3 separate regions of the Homo sapiens genome follow, and regions 1 and 3 are each linked to region 2. Evidence: chromatin contacts called from ENCODE Hi-C or POLR2A ChIA-PET data. All regions are on one chromosome and are shown on one strand. Each heading gives the region's core, a stretch centred on a gene start or an enhancer-like site at or near the end of the contact. The rest is flanking DNA. Distances are from core to core; before and after follow the strand shown.

Evidence for each region. Hi-C counts contacts between places; a loop is a spot of excess contacts on that map. ChIA-PET counts read pairs that join two places held with the same protein, here RNA polymerase II (POLR2A). Pooled maps may share reads with other maps.
Region 1: a loop to region 2 is called in a pooled map, with 5 times the contacts of the local background. The contact joins the promoter of HTT here to the enhancer-like site in region 2. A Hi-C loop is called at or near these places in 5 of 37 single-sample maps with no recorded cell type and 4 of 50 pooled maps. POLR2A ChIA-PET finds 5 or more read pairs at or near these places in 1 of 52 experiments (T-cell).
Region 3: a loop to region 2 is called in a pooled map, with 5 times the contacts of the local background. The contact joins two enhancer-like sites. A Hi-C loop is called at or near these places in 7 of 37 single-sample maps with no recorded cell type and 3 of 50 pooled maps.

Annotation. Positions count from the first base shown.
Region 1 is chr4:3,072,050-3,076,471 of GRCh38, forward strand. HTT (huntingtin) reads left to right here and starts at 2,632. Exons shown (of 67, transcript NM_001388492.1): 1 at 2,632-3,039. The coding sequence starts at 2,777. It also overlaps HTT-AS. RefSeq lists silencers at 1,688-2,307, 2,458-2,897, 3,008-3,077 and enhancers at 3,238-3,467, 3,478-3,527.
Region 2 is chr4:2,482,536-2,487,507 of GRCh38, forward strand. All of the region lies in intron 1 of RNF4 (ring finger protein 4), which reads left to right. Among named protein-coding and RNA genes, the nearest start is that of RNF4, 16 kb to the left of the region's middle. RefSeq lists enhancers at 2,750-3,029, 3,533-4,034. Within about 2 kb of position 2,661, at least 24 of the 41 ENCODE cell types and tissues checked have a DNase peak (open chromatin) inside an H3K27ac peak, as active enhancers do.
Region 3 is chr4:3,043,910-3,048,899 of GRCh38, forward strand. It overlaps the pseudogene RNU6-204P and HTT-AS. Among named protein-coding and RNA genes, the nearest start is that of HTT, 28 kb to the right of the region's middle. RefSeq lists an enhancer at 3,801-4,160. Within about 2 kb of position 3,707, at least 14 of the 41 ENCODE cell types and tissues checked have a DNase peak (open chromatin) inside an H3K27ac peak, as active enhancers do.

The DNA of each region.
Region 1 (4,422 bases), core at 1,382-3,881, 590 kb after region 2:
GAGTTATATGTAGTTACGTGTAGAGCCATATGTATCGTCACACGTTCTGTGGGTCAGGAATTTGGACCCAGCTTAACCAGCTCCACTTCTCGCCAGGGTTCAGTCAAATACCAGCTGCCTCCCACCTGAGAGCTCAGCCGGGGAAGGGTCCCTTTCCAATCTCACGTGGTGTTGGCAGGATCCAGTTCCTCATGGCCTGCTGGACTGAGAACCTCAGTTCTCACTGCCTGTTGGCCAGAGGCCGCCTTTATGTCCTCGCCATGTGGGCCTCTCCAACATGGCAGCTGACTTCATCAGAGCATCCATGCCAAGAAGGCAACAGAGAGGGCCAGGGAGACTGAAGTCATACCCTTTTGCGACCTAGTCATGGGGTGACATTCCATCACCTTTGCCCATTGGTTAGAAGCAGGCCACCAGGTACAGCCCAAGCTCACGGGGAGGGGTCATACAAGGGTGTCAATACCAGGAGGTGAGGGGTGCTGGGGCCATCTTATGAGTCTGCCCACTGAGGTAACTAACAACCTTGAGGCCTGACACAGTGGACAAAGGCCCTTATTAACAGCAGAGAACTGGGAACTTTATTTATTTATTTATTTTTGAGACAGAGTCTCACTCTTGTCACCCAGGCTGGAGTGCAATGGCATGATCTTGGCTCACTGCAACCTCCACCTCCCAGGTTCAAGCAATTCTGCCTCAGCCTCCGGAATAGCTGGGACTACAGGCATGCACCACTACACCCGGCTAATTTTTGTATTTTTAGTAGAGACAGGGTTTCGCCATGTTGGCCAGGCTGGTCTCGAACTCCTGACCTCTGGTGATCTGCCTGCCTTGGCCTCCCAAAGTGCTGGGATTACAGGCGTGAGCCACCGCACCTCGCTGGAACTTAATTTTTTTAGAGACAGTGTCGCTCTATCACCCAAGCTGGAGTGCAGTGGTGCAATCCTAGCTCACTTGCAGCCTCAAATTCCTGGGTTCAGGTGATCCTCCCACATCAGCCTCCCAAGAACTGGGAACTAACAGCTGTTTCTCTGCTGTCCTTCTCAAGAAAAGGGAGGCTACTGCTACCCCACTGGGGACAATGCTGGGTTTCCCTTTAGGACAGGCTCTGAGACAAGGCGGAGGTGCTGTTTGTGGCCACAGAGCAGGGGACTCTGGGTTGCAGGTGTGGCCTGGCTAAAGTAGGCTTTACTGGGCTCCTCTCTGCCTGCATCACCCCCCGGCTGGGCGGTTGTCTCTGAGGCCAACCTTACTCCCTGCTGGGCAGGCTGGACAGCTGCCCTCTCCGTTTGCCCCTCTACCACCCAAAAGGCAGGAGGCTCTGGAGACCAGGACCCTGCCCGCCACGGCCTGTGTCCCAGGCGTGAGGGGGTGCCCCACAGACCTCTGCTGAGCTGCTGCTGAATGACGCCCCTTGGGGGTCCTGCCGGAAGGTCAGAGCAGGGGTGCACTCCCATAAAGAAACGCCCCCAGGTCGGGACTCATTCCTGTGGGCGGCATCTTGTGGCCATAGCTGCTTCTCGCTGCACTAATCACAGTGCCTCTGTGGGCAGCAGGCGCTGACCACCCAGGCCTGCCCCAGACCCTCTCCTCCCTTCCGGGGCGCTGCGCTGGGACCGATGGGGGGCGCCAGGCCTGTGGACACCGCCCTGCAGGGGCCTCTCCAGCTCACTGGGGGTGGGGTGGGGGTCACACTTGGGGTCCTCAGGTCGTGCCGACCACGCGCATTCTCTGCGCTCTGCGCAGGAGCTCGCCCACCCTCTCCCCGTGCAGAGAGCCCCGCAGCTGGCTCCCCGCAGGGCTGTCCGGGTGAGTATGGCTCTGGCCACGGGCCAGTGTGGCGGGAGGGCAAACCCCAAGGCCACCTCGGCTCAGAGTCCACGGCCGGCTGTCGCCCCGCTCCAGGCGTCGGCGGGGGATCCTTTCCGCATGGGCCTGCGCCCGCGCTCGGCGCCCCCTCCACGGCCCCGCCCCGTCCATGGCCCCGTCCTTCATGGGCGAGCCCCTCCATGGCCCTGCCCCTCCGCGCCCCACCCCTCCCTCGCCCCACCTCTCACCTTCCTGCCCCGCCCCCAGCCTCCCCACCCCTCACCGGCCAGTCCCCTCCCCTATCCCGCTCCGCCCCTCAGCCGCCCCGCCCCTCAGCCGGCCTGCCTAATGTCCCCGTCCCCAGCATCGCCCCGCCCCGCCCCCGTCTCGCCCCGCCCCTCAGGCGGCCTCCCTGCTGTGCCCCGCCCCGGCCTCGCCACGCCCCTACCTCACCACGCCCCCCGCATCGCCACGCCCCCCGCATCGCCACGCCTCCCTTACCATGCAGTCCCGCCCCGTCCCTTCCTCGTCCCGCCTCGCCGCGACACTTCACACACAGCTTCGCCTCACCCCATTACAGTCTCACCACGCCCCGTCCCCTCTCCGTTGAGCCCCGCGCCTTCGCCCGGGTGGGGCGCTGCGCTGTCAGCGGCCTTGCTGTGTGAGGCAGAACCTGCGGGGGCAGGGGCGGGCTGGTTCCCTGGCCAGCCATTGGCAGAGTCCGCAGGCTAGGGCTGTCAATCATGCTGGCCGGCGTGGCCCCGCCTCCGCCGGCGCGGCCCCGCCTCCGCCGGCGCAGCGTCTGGGACGCAAGGCGCCGTGGGGGCTGCCGGGACGGGTCCAAGATGGACGGCCGCTCAGGTTCTGCTTTTACCTGCGGCCCAGAGCCCCATTCATTGCCCCGGTGCTGAGCGGCGCCGCGAGTCGGCCCGAGGCCTCCGGGGACTGCCGTGCCGGGCGGGAGACCGCCATGGCGACCCTGGAAAAGCTGATGAAGGCCTTCGAGTCCCTCAAGTCCTTCCAGCAGCAGCAGCAGCAGCAGCAGCAGCAGCAGCAGCAGCAGCAGCAGCAGCAGCAGCAACAGCCGCCACCGCCGCCGCCGCCGCCGCCGCCTCCTCAGCTTCCTCAGCCGCCGCCGCAGGCACAGCCGCTGCTGCCTCAGCCGCAGCCGCCCCCGCCGCCGCCCCCGCCGCCACCCGGCCCGGCTGTGGCTGAGGAGCCGCTGCACCGACCGTGAGTTTGGGCCCGCTGCAGCTCCCTGTCCCGGCGGGTCCCAGGCTACGGCGGGGATGGCGGTAACCCTGCAGCCTGCGGGCCGGCGACACGAACCCCCGGCCCCGCAGAGACAGAGTGACCCAGCAACCCAGAGCCCATGAGGGACACCCGCCCCCTCCTGGGGCGAGGCCTTCCCCCACTTCAGCCCCGCTCCCTCACTTGGGTCTTCCCTTGTCCTCTCGCGAGGGGAGGCAGAGCCTTGTTGGGGCCTGTCCTGAATTCACCGAGGGGAGTCACGGCCTCAGCCCTCTCGCCCTTCGCAGGATGCGAAGAGTTGGGGCGAGAACTTGTTTCTTTTTATTTGCGAGAAACCAGGGCGGGGGTTCTTTTAACTGCGTTGTGAAGAGAACTTGGAGGAGCCGAGATTTGCTCAGTGCCACTTCCCTCTTCTAGTCTGAGAGGGAAGAGGGCTGGGGGCGCGGGACACTTCGAGAGGAGGCGGGGTTTGGAGCTGGAGAGATGTGGGGGCAGTGGATGACATAATGCTTTTAGGACGCCTCGGCGGGAGTGGCGGGGCAGGGGGGGGGCGGGGAGTGAGGGCGCGTCCAATGGGAGATTTCTTTTCCTAGTGGCACTTAAAACAGCCTGAGATTTGAGGCTCTTCCTACATTGTCAGGACATTTCATTTAGTTCATGATCACGGTGGTAGTAACACGATTTTAAGCACCACCTAAGAGATCTGCTCATCTAAGCCTAAGTTGGTCTGCAGGCGTTTGAATGAGTTGTGGTTGCCAAGTAAAGTGGTGAACTTACGTGGTGATTAATGAAATTATCTTAAATATTAGGAAGAGTTGATTGAAGTTTTTTGCCTATGTGTGTTGGGAATAAAACCAACACGTTGCTGATGGGGAGGTTAATTGCCGAGGGATGAATGAGGTGTACATTTTACCAGTATTCCAGTCAGGCTTGCCAGAATACGGGGGGTCCGCAGACTCCGTGGGCATCTCAGATGTGCCAGTGAAAGGGTTTCTGTTTGCTTCATTGCTGACAGCTTGTTACTTTTTGGAAGCTAGGGGTTTCTGTTGCTTGTTCTTGGGGAGAATTTTTGAAACAGGAAAAGAGAGACCATTAAAACATCTAGCGGAACCCCAGGACTTTCCCTGGAAGTCTGTGTGTCGAGTGTACAGTAGGAGTTAGGAAGTACTCTGGTGCAGTTCAGGCCTTTCTCTTACCTCTCAGTATTCTATTTCCGATCTGGATGTGTCCCAGATGGCATTTGGTAAGAATATCTCTGTTAAGACTGATTAATTTTTAGTAATATTTCTTGTTCTTTGTTTCTGTTATGATCCTTGTCTCGTCTTCAAAGTTTAATTAGAAAATGATTCGGAGAGCAGTGTTAGC
Region 2 (4,972 bases), core at 1,411-3,910:
TTACCTTGTTTTTATATGAGGCCCCAAAGCCTAGGCCATCTTGGCTGATAGATGTGAAAGCCCTTTGCTCCTTTCAGGCCCCTGGGGATTTTGGTTGTAGCCTGATTGCTGGTGGCAGCTTAATCGGGGCCATAAGATAATTTTATGGAAGACCTGGTTACTTGGCATCTGAACAAGCCTCATTGCCTCTCTGAGCATAGTCTGCTGCTTTCTGCTTTGATCAAATTCATTCCTCTTGTCCCTGCAAACCTTCAGGGGAGGCCAATGTTCAAGGCCCCTGAGCCTTAGGAATAAATAACTCTGGGTGAGAACTGCCTGTCATTGGCTGTGTGCCGGCTTTCTTCAACCTCCTCTGAGTCCTGTTCTAAGTCTAAGCCGTTGTGATTAGCTACATCCTGCCAAGTCTGTTCTGGAAATGAATAAAGCCCTTGCTGAGAGCCGGAAACATTGGTTCCAGTTCCTCCTGGGGTGAAGGTTTGTTTTGCCTTTATTTAATAGCACTCATACCTGTAAGAAGGGACATGCTCTCCAGCCCTTCTGATATAATACCTATTTATTACTTGATTTGTTGATCATCTTTCCAGCTAGGATATATGCTCCATGGGTAGTTTTTTGTTGCTGTTTCCCATCCCATTCCTAGCCCCTGGAGCAGTGCCTTACCCAGACTAGGCACCTGTGAATAGTTAGCAAATTAGTTGATAGAGCTGCCTTCTGGGTGCTAGGAACCATACTGGGTGTTTCATTCAGCGGTCACTGGTTCCACAGAGGTGAGGTGTTCTACTCAATTAAAGATGTGGACACTGAGGCACAGAAGGCAAGTATTTGTCCAAGGCTGTAGGGCTTATTGGCCAGCCACATCATTGCTGACCGCTTAACCACATACCCTCATTTGTATAATGAGCAAGAGGCTCATATTTCTTCTGAGTATTAAGGTGTGGTTATTGATATGACTGAGGGTATCAAAGTTCTGTTTAAGAGGTGTTTGTGAACAGGTGCGGTGGCTCACACCTATAATCCCAGCACTTTGGGAAGTCAAGGTGGGCAGATCACTTGAGGTCAGGAGTTGGAGACCAGCCTGGCCAACATGGCAAAGCCCCATCTCTACTAAAAATACAAAAATTAGCCGGGCATGGTGGTGGGTTCCTGTAATCCCAGCTAGTTGGGAGGCTGAGGCACAAGAATTGCTTGAACCTGGGAGGTGGAGGCTGCAGTCAGCCAAGATCACACCACTGCACTCCAGCCTGGGTGACAGAACAAGACTGTGTCTCAAAAAAAAATTATTTGTTTTTATTGATTTTTATTTATTTATTTATTTTGAGACTGAGTTTCACTTGTTGCGCAGGCTGGAGTGCAATGGTGCGATCTCGGCTCACCTCCACCTCTTGGGTTCGAGCGATTCTCCTGCCTCAGGTTCCCGAGTAGCTGGGATTACAGGCGCCCACCACCACACCCAGCTAATTGTTGTATTTTTAGTAGGGGGTGGGTTTCACCATATTGTTCAGGCTGGTCTCGAACTCCTGGCCTCAGGTGATCCCCCCCCGCCTCGGCCTCCCAAAGTGCTGGGATTACAGGTGTGAGCCACCATGCCTGACCCAGGTCTCTTATTTTCAGTGGGTAATTGTATCAGACTCTGCCTCCCAGGTGGGGTTTGAGGGTTCTGTGTACCTGGTGTAGGCCTAGGCTAAACAGAAGAGCTTCTCGTTAGAGCATCTCCCTGTGGACTGGCTGCAGAGTTACGATATCATTCTGGTTCTGCTGTGCTCCCCACTGCCCCTTTTCAGCTGACTCTTTGCTCATAGGAATACAGTGGTATGAGATAGGGTCATAGAATTTGGTTCCAGTCTAACACTCTTCCTGTTTCCTGCCCGCCTGTATGTCTCTATCCATTAGCAGACTCCTTTATGTATGATAGAGACACATGCACATATGCATACACGGACAGTCCCTGACTTACAGTGTTTCATTTAGAATTTTTCAACTTATGATTTATTGGGAGTTAGCCCCATTGTACGTCAAGGAGCATCTGCACATCGTATACATATATACCATGAATACACATAATTATATGTCACACTCCTGCTAGAGTGGGGGGGGTCAATATCTGAAGTGCTTATAATAGCTTTATTGGGGGGGACCTCTAAGAAAAACAGAATAATTACTTAGACCTTAAATAATAAATCTATAAGAATGAAGAAAGCCCCAAAGCCCTTCCAGCTTCCATCCCGTCAGTCACCTCTCTGTCCTATACTCTGCCACTACCCCGAGCCTCATGGCTTTCTTCTCACCTGGGCTACCCTGAGTCTCCTCCTTGGTCTACAGTCTGACTTGTTCAGTCTCCCATCTGTTCTCACCAGACACAGGTGACATGGTCTCTAAATGCAGATCTCAACATGTCATCTCTGTCCCAAAACCCTCGATGGCCCTGTCCTGAGGGTGTAGTCAGTGAGGCTTGTTAGGAACCCTCGGCACCTTTGTTGTCCTCCACACAGTGCTCGTGTGGGACATCCCTGCTCCCTTCCGCCCACCCCACCCACATACATTGTTTCTTAATTAACTCCTCCTGTCACTTGAGGCCCCATTCAGCACTGCTTCCTCTAGACAGCCCGGCTTGATCCTCAGCGCGTTTGGGCTGGGACTGCGACTCCTTTGCTGCTGCTTCCACTTGCTTAGGTCACCAGCGTCCCACTTCCGTGTTTGAGCTCACTGGCCGCCTTTCAGTTCCCCAGCCTGTGCATTGCAGCTGTTCACTGCTTCCTCCTCCTTGAAGAAGGAGGTTTTGTCTGAGTGACGGCTCCAGGTTCTCCTAGCTTTGTTTCTTTTAAATTCTCTTTTACAGATTCTATCTACCTGCCTCCCCAAGTTTTCACACATTCTGAAATCTCTACGTCCATCCGAGTTCTCACTCTTGAGTTTCCAGCTACCTTGGGCCCTTTCTCCCTGGGTGTCTCACACCCTGCTTTTCTAAAACTACACTCAGCACCTGTTTCTGTTCTCCCTTCCCTCATTGGGTTTTATGGCCTCATTCTTGCAGAGTAAGAAGCTAGATACCTTGGCGTGAGTTGTTTCTCCTTTCACCTTGGAAGCTTTAGGAATACCTAGCATCCGGCTCTCCTGACCATCCCCAGTTAGGAATGACCACTTCTCTACCCCAGCTCCTCTTTTCTCAGTGGCAGGGGCGCCATCAACACCCCACTCTTACCCTCATTTATTCCTTCAATAAATATGAGCATCTGCTTTGTGTAAGGTCTTAGCTAGGTAGAAAGTAAATAGAGCCTTGTCCTCGTAGCGCTTACCTAAGTGAGAGCATACTGGACGAGAGACTGGAGGATGGTGGGGCCCTTTCTTGAAATGGAGTATATGTTGGCGGAAGGAGGAGGCAAGGGTTCCTTTTGGAACACACTAAATTTGAGAAATCTGAAAAATCACCGTCAGTGTTCCCGCTAGTTTCTGGAATTGATGTATTTGATTCTGGCACTAACATACCTATTTGAGGGTGTGGGTCTTGGTATCAGACTGCCCTGGTTTAAGTCTAGGCTCTGTTTACTAGGTGTGGATGACTTTGGGGAAGTTCCTTAACTTTAATCCTTAGCTGCTTCATGGGTAAAATGGGGAACATAACAGTGCTTATTTCCTTACTGGGTGATGTGAGGAGCACATGTGGTGATATTAATATTTAGGAAGCGCAGTGCCTTGTGCAGATGCAGAGAAGGCACCTCTCAGCTGTTGTTAGTTTTCTTATTCCATTGGACTCTCACCTGCATGATCCAGAACCCTTTGTAGTTGGTGAGGGCTACTTTCCCATGACCGCTAAGGTCTCCATTCACTCTGCATTTCTACGTCCCCACCACGCTGGGATGCTCTGCTGGAAATGCTCCTGTCTCACCTCAGTGCCCTGGTGAAATCCAGCCTCTTGGTGGCTTATCCCCAAGACCAGCCTTCCAAATTCCTTTGAACTCTGACTCCTGACCCTTACTAAACCCAAAAGAGAGAGAAAAACCAGATTTGGGGTGAATTGCTGTATGGGCCAGGGCATGGAGAATGAGGGGGCTCCAGAAAGCTTCCCAGGGAAGTAGTAATGGTCTAGCTGGGCCTGCAGGGATGCAGGAGGCTGGTTTCAGAGTGGTGAGGGGTGTGCAGGCCAGGACAGCCACAAGGCACATCTTCAGCAGCCGTATTTGGAAGCCTCAATATCAGTGAAGTGGGAGGAGAGAGGCTTAGGAACAGCCTGGGTGTGGACATCAGGTGTTTCCCTTTGCTCTGCAGGCTGATTTCTCTGTCTTCCTTTGTCAGTAGCTTCTCTTTTCTAAATTCTAAGACACGCTATTGATGTGGCGGGGAGAACAAGCCCCTATATGATAGATGTGCACCCAAATGTAAGATATTTCTTGAGATCAGAAACATTCGTGGATATGAGAACCCAGGACATGTGGTGGATCTGGGACTGTCGTGTGGTCTGAATGATCTTGTGAGTCCTAAGGTGATGTCGAGGCACCTCCCACCTCTGTTGAAACCAACTAGACAAGTCTTTTCCTAGCCAGAGCCTCTTCCCTGAATGTCTGTTTAAAGTTGAACACTTACCAGGTGAGGTGTTGCTTTGAGAAGCATTTGTGCTCCGGGCTGGAGTGCAATGGTGCAGTCATGGCTCACTGCAGTCTTGACCTCCTGGGCTCAGGTGATCCTCCTGTCTCAGCCCCTGGAGTAGCTGGGACTACAAGTGTGCACCGTCACATCTGGCTATTTTTTTAATGTGTTTTTATTTTTATTTTTTGAGACAGAGTCTCTCTCTGTTGGCCAGGCTGGAGTGCAGTGGTGCCATCTTGGCTCATTGCAACCTCCGCCTCCCGGGTTCAAGTGATTCTTGTGCCTTAGCCTCCTACGTAGCTGGGATTATAGGCGCACACCACCACACCCGGCTAATTTTTATATTTTTAGTAGAGACGGGGTTTCGCCATGTTGGCCAAGCTGGTCTTGA
Region 3 (4,990 bases), core at 2,457-4,956, 560 kb after region 2:
TAAGCTAGTCTGAGTTAAATTTCCCCATGCCCAAGTGAAAGCTTTGACTGAGAGAAATAAACCTAGGCCAGGATTTGTACACAGACCATTTGGTAACTTGTTCAATTAACATGTTGAACATCTCATTTTTCTCTTTCTGTTTATAAGCAAGCATGTATGTATTGAAGAGAACTTTGAAATTAAGAAGAACAGTGCTCGCTGTGGCAGCATATACACTAAAACTGGAATGATACAGAGAAGATTAGCATTGCCCCTGCACAAGGACGACACACAAATTTGTGAAGCGTTCCATACAAAAATATATTTAAAAAAAGAAAAAACACAAAATCTCGTCTTTAATATTAGCTGCTGTGCATAGGCAATCCGTATCAACATTTTGTTTGCTATTTATATAATTAATATAGTGATTTATTTCTTTCCATGTCATTTGGCTGCTTAAATTTTTAATGTTTTTTTTGAGAGTCTCGCTCTGTTGCCCAGGCTGGAGTGCGGTGGCGTGATCTCGGCTCACTGCAACCTGCATTCAAGTGATTCTCATGCCTCAGCTTCCCGGATAGCTGGGATTACAGGCACCACCACCACACCGGCTAATTTTTTTTTTTTAGTACAGATGGGGTTTCACCATGTTGACCAGGCTGGTCTCGAACCCCTGGCCTTAAGTAATCTGCCCATCTCAGCCTCCCAAAGGATTACAGGTGTGAGCCACTGTGCCTGGCCTGCTTAATCTTTTATTACATATTTCAGTCATCCATGATATTGTGAAGTTATATTTGGTTTTCGTTCAGTCTCCTGGCATATATTTCCCCAAATCCTTGGAATCTTCAAAGTGATGAATGTCTTTTTTGTATGTTAATGAGGTGGCTGGTGGCTCCTAGACAGCTTCAAGATAGGAGGTGGGGCTGGTCACCAGAAAGAAGAAGGTAGGGTTAGAAGGTTGGGACTCAGCCCTACTCTTGCCCTCTGGGAAGGGAGAGGGGCTGATGGTTGAGCTGATCGCCAATGGCTAATGATTAAATCATGCCTATGTGATGAAGCCTCCATAAAAACCCAAGAGGACAGGGTTCAGAGAGCTTCCGGGTAACGTGGAGGTTTCTAGAGGGCAGCGCACCTCCCTTCTACGGGGACAGAAGCTCCTGTGCTTGGGACCCTTCCAGAACGCTCCCTATGCATCTTCTCATCTGGCTGTTCATCTGTATCCTGTAAAATATGCCTTGTAATAAACCAGGAAATGTGTTTCTCTGAGTTCTGTATGCTGATCTAGCAAATTAATTGAACCCAAGGAGGGGGCTGTGGGAACCCCCAATGTTTAGCAGGTCAGTCAGAATCACAGGCCAAATAACCAGGGGCTTGCAGTTGGCATTGGAAACGGGGTTCAGTCTTGTGGGAACTGAGTCCTCGATCTGTGTGGTCAGGCGCTGTCTACAGGTAGATGCCGTCAGACTTGAATGAGAGGACACCCAGCTGGTGTCCGCTGCAGAACTGATTGCTTGCTTGTGGGTGGGGAGAAGTATTCTGTGTTGATTCTTGAGTGAGAGAACAGGAAAAGGACACTGCGCTTTTCCCCTAGATCCTCAGGGTGGCTGAATATACATATGGAATACGCTGTAGGAGGAGTTATGAATATCTGTGAGGGGAGCAACACCCAGTGTGCAGTTAGCTTCATGCCTCTTCATGGGTCACGTGTTCAAAAAATGTTGGGGTTAGCGTGATCGGAGGATGTGGTTTTCCTCCCTCTGACGTCAAAAGGTGAAGCAGAGGACACGAGAACCCTCACTGCACCGCCTCTGGAGACGGCCACGGCCACTGCAGGCTCTGTGGTCTCTTACCAGGAAGGGAAGCATTGCCTGGCCGTGGCCTCAGATGATTGGCTAAAGGCAATAGAAGAGTGAGATGTCTGTTCTTTTTTTCTAGAGCTGGTTTCTGTTTATTCTTTAGGAAGGCATTCCAGTGAAAGGGTATTAAGGAAGGGGCACACTGAGGCGAGTCTGACCTGTCCTGTCACGGCCAGGAACTCAGTTTTTAAGGTTTCTCTGAGGTCTCCTCGACCAAGAAGCGGTCCGCTCAGTTGGCAGGGGTTTTAGGATTTTCTTATGTACCTCAAGGGAGCAGTAAACATCACATCATAATTTTTTTTTTAACAAAAAAGCACAATATGCACTCAAAACAGTGTTTGAACATTTTAAAGAATACATATTATATACCTCTGTTAAATGAAAAACTTCAGCCAAATTAAATTTAAATGAGTTTAATTGAGCAATGAACGATTCACGAATTGGGCAGCCCCCAGAATCACAGCAGATTCAGAGGGACTCCAGGGATACCTCGTGGTCAGAACAAATCTATAGACAAAAAAGGGAAGTGACATATAGAAATTGGAGGTGAGTACAGAAACAGCTGGGTTGGTTGCAGCTCGGCATTTGCCTTATTTGGACACAGTTTGAACTCTCAGCAGTGTACGAGTGAAGTACGGCTGCTGGGATTGGCCAAGACTCAGGTACTGCCACAGGTGCAGACTCCCAAGTGAGGATGTCAGGGTTTCAGTCTTGTCTACCAATTAAGTTAGGTTGCAGTTCGTCCACAAGGACTCAAATAGAGAAGTATGGAGTCCTTCTCAGGCCATATTTAGTTTGCTTTAACAATTCCACCCTTTTGGTCATTTTCTCAATTTTGAGAGATTGACCAAAACTTTAGTCATTGATGTCACTATCACCATCGTAAATGTACTTATTTGGTCCTGAAACCCTCTGAGAAACAGTAGAACAGTGAGTTTTGCAAAGGTAGGAACAAGGACTGAGGGTACCTCCTTATGCTGGAACGTCCTGTTTATAGGGGAATCTGTTAGGATCTATGTGTTTCCTTAAAGTCTTAGTTTGATTATGTCACATTTAGCATGAGTGACTCCATTTTTGTTTGGCTTAGTCTGTTGGGACATAGTGCATGAGCTCAGTCCAAAACAATGGCCTCCCATAATTTTATTTTAATAAATTCCCCTTTCTGTCCAGGTTCTCACTTAGGTGAGTGTGGGCGGCAAGCCACCCAGCTGCCAAGGCAAGACCCCGAGGGCACAAGCTGTTCCAGTATAATAAAAAATATATATATAGAATAAGAATAGTTATACTAGGCCGGGCGCAGTGGCTTACGCCTATAATCCCAGCACTTTGGGAGGCCGAGGTGGGCAGATCATGAGGTCAGGAGATCGAGACCATCCTGGCTAACACGGTGAAACCCCGTCTCTACTAAAAATACAAAAAATTAGCCGGGCGTGGTGGCGTGCACCTGTAGTCCCAGCTACTCGGGAGGCTGAGGCAGGAGAATGGCATGAACCCGGGAGGCGGAGCTTGCAGTGAGCCGAGATTGCGCCACTGCCCTCCAGCCTGGGTGACAGAGCGAGACTCTGTCTCAAAAAACAAAAACAAAAACAAAACAAAACAAAACAAAAAGAATAGTTATACTAGAAATAGATTATAGATATGATTAGATATGACTATTATCAATCATTAGTTTGTGGCATTACTCTATTCCAATATTATAATAATCTTTGTTCTACAATTATAACCTAGGAAAAACCAGGCCATACAGAGATAGGAGCTGAAGGGACAGGGTGAGAAGTGACCAGAAGACGAGTGTGAGCCCTCTGTCACGCTCAGACAGGGCCACTAGAGGGCTCCCTGGTCTAGTGGTAATGACAGTGCCTGGGAAGGCACCTGTTACTTAGCCGACCAGGGAAGGGAGTCTCCCTTTGGCCAGGGGAGAGGGGCGGAGGGGTTAGAGAAGACTCTGCTCCACCATCTCTTGTGGAAGGCCTGACATCAGTCAGGCCCGCCCACAGCCATCCGGAGGCCTGACCATCTCCCTGTGATGCTGTGCTTCAGCGGTCACGCTCCTGTTTCACTTTCATGTTCCGCTCTGTACACCTGGCTCCATCTTCTAGATAGCAGTAGCAGAATTAGTGAAAGTGCTAAAGTCTTTGAAATGCATAGAAGAAATAATGACGTAGGCTGTCTCCTCTCTCTCTCCGCCTCGGCTACCAAACAGGGAAGGGCACCCTGTCCGGTGGACACGTGACTTGCGTGACCTGACCTATCATTGGAGATGACTCACACTCCTTACCCTGCCCCCTTGTCTTGTATCCAATAAGTAACAGGGCAGCCAGGCATTCGGGGCCACTACCAGTCTCCGTGTCTAGGTGGTAGTGGTCCCCTGGGCCCAGCTGTCTTTTCTTCTATCTCTTTGTCTTGTGTCCTTATTTCTGTGATCTCTCATCTCCGCAGGTGAGGAGAAAAACCCACAGGCCCAGTAGGGCTGGACCCTACAGGCGAGAGTGTGACCAAAACTTAGGGCCTTAGCACCACTCTCAGTTACCATCGTTTTGGGTTTCTGGTCTCAGCACGTCATTCATAGGTTACGGTGTCCTCATGGTCACACATTTCTTTCAGCTTCTGCCATTCCAGTTGAAGAGAGACCATTTGTTGTTCTAGAGATGGCTGCATGCAGACATTTAAAACCTTTGAGAGAATGCAGCGCACCAGGGAGACTATTATTATGATTACTGGGAGGATAATACCAAGAGTTTGCAGTATGCTCCTTACCCAGGGTCCCTATACACCAAACCACCCCAAATCAAATAGATCAGACAATGAGCTAGATAAGAGGCTACTCACTCAACTAAGTGGCCTTTTCATTAATCTCCCACAACTGAATCTCTATAATACCTGATGTATTTCTCCCTAGGCCACAGGTGCCAGCAGCTGCACAGGTACTACTTTTCTGTTTAGTCAATTCTATTATTTAGCATACCTTTCACAAGGGAATTGAAAGTCTGTTGTGTAACTATAGCCTTTACAGTAGAGTCTGCTATACAGCCTATCATGAGGGATACATTTCTGGTTATGGCCTCTTTTACTCTAAACCATGGAAAAGTGATGCCCTTCTGGAAGAGTAAAGCCCTCCTGGCAATGCCCTCTTTAACCCATAGTGTGGGTTAAGAGGA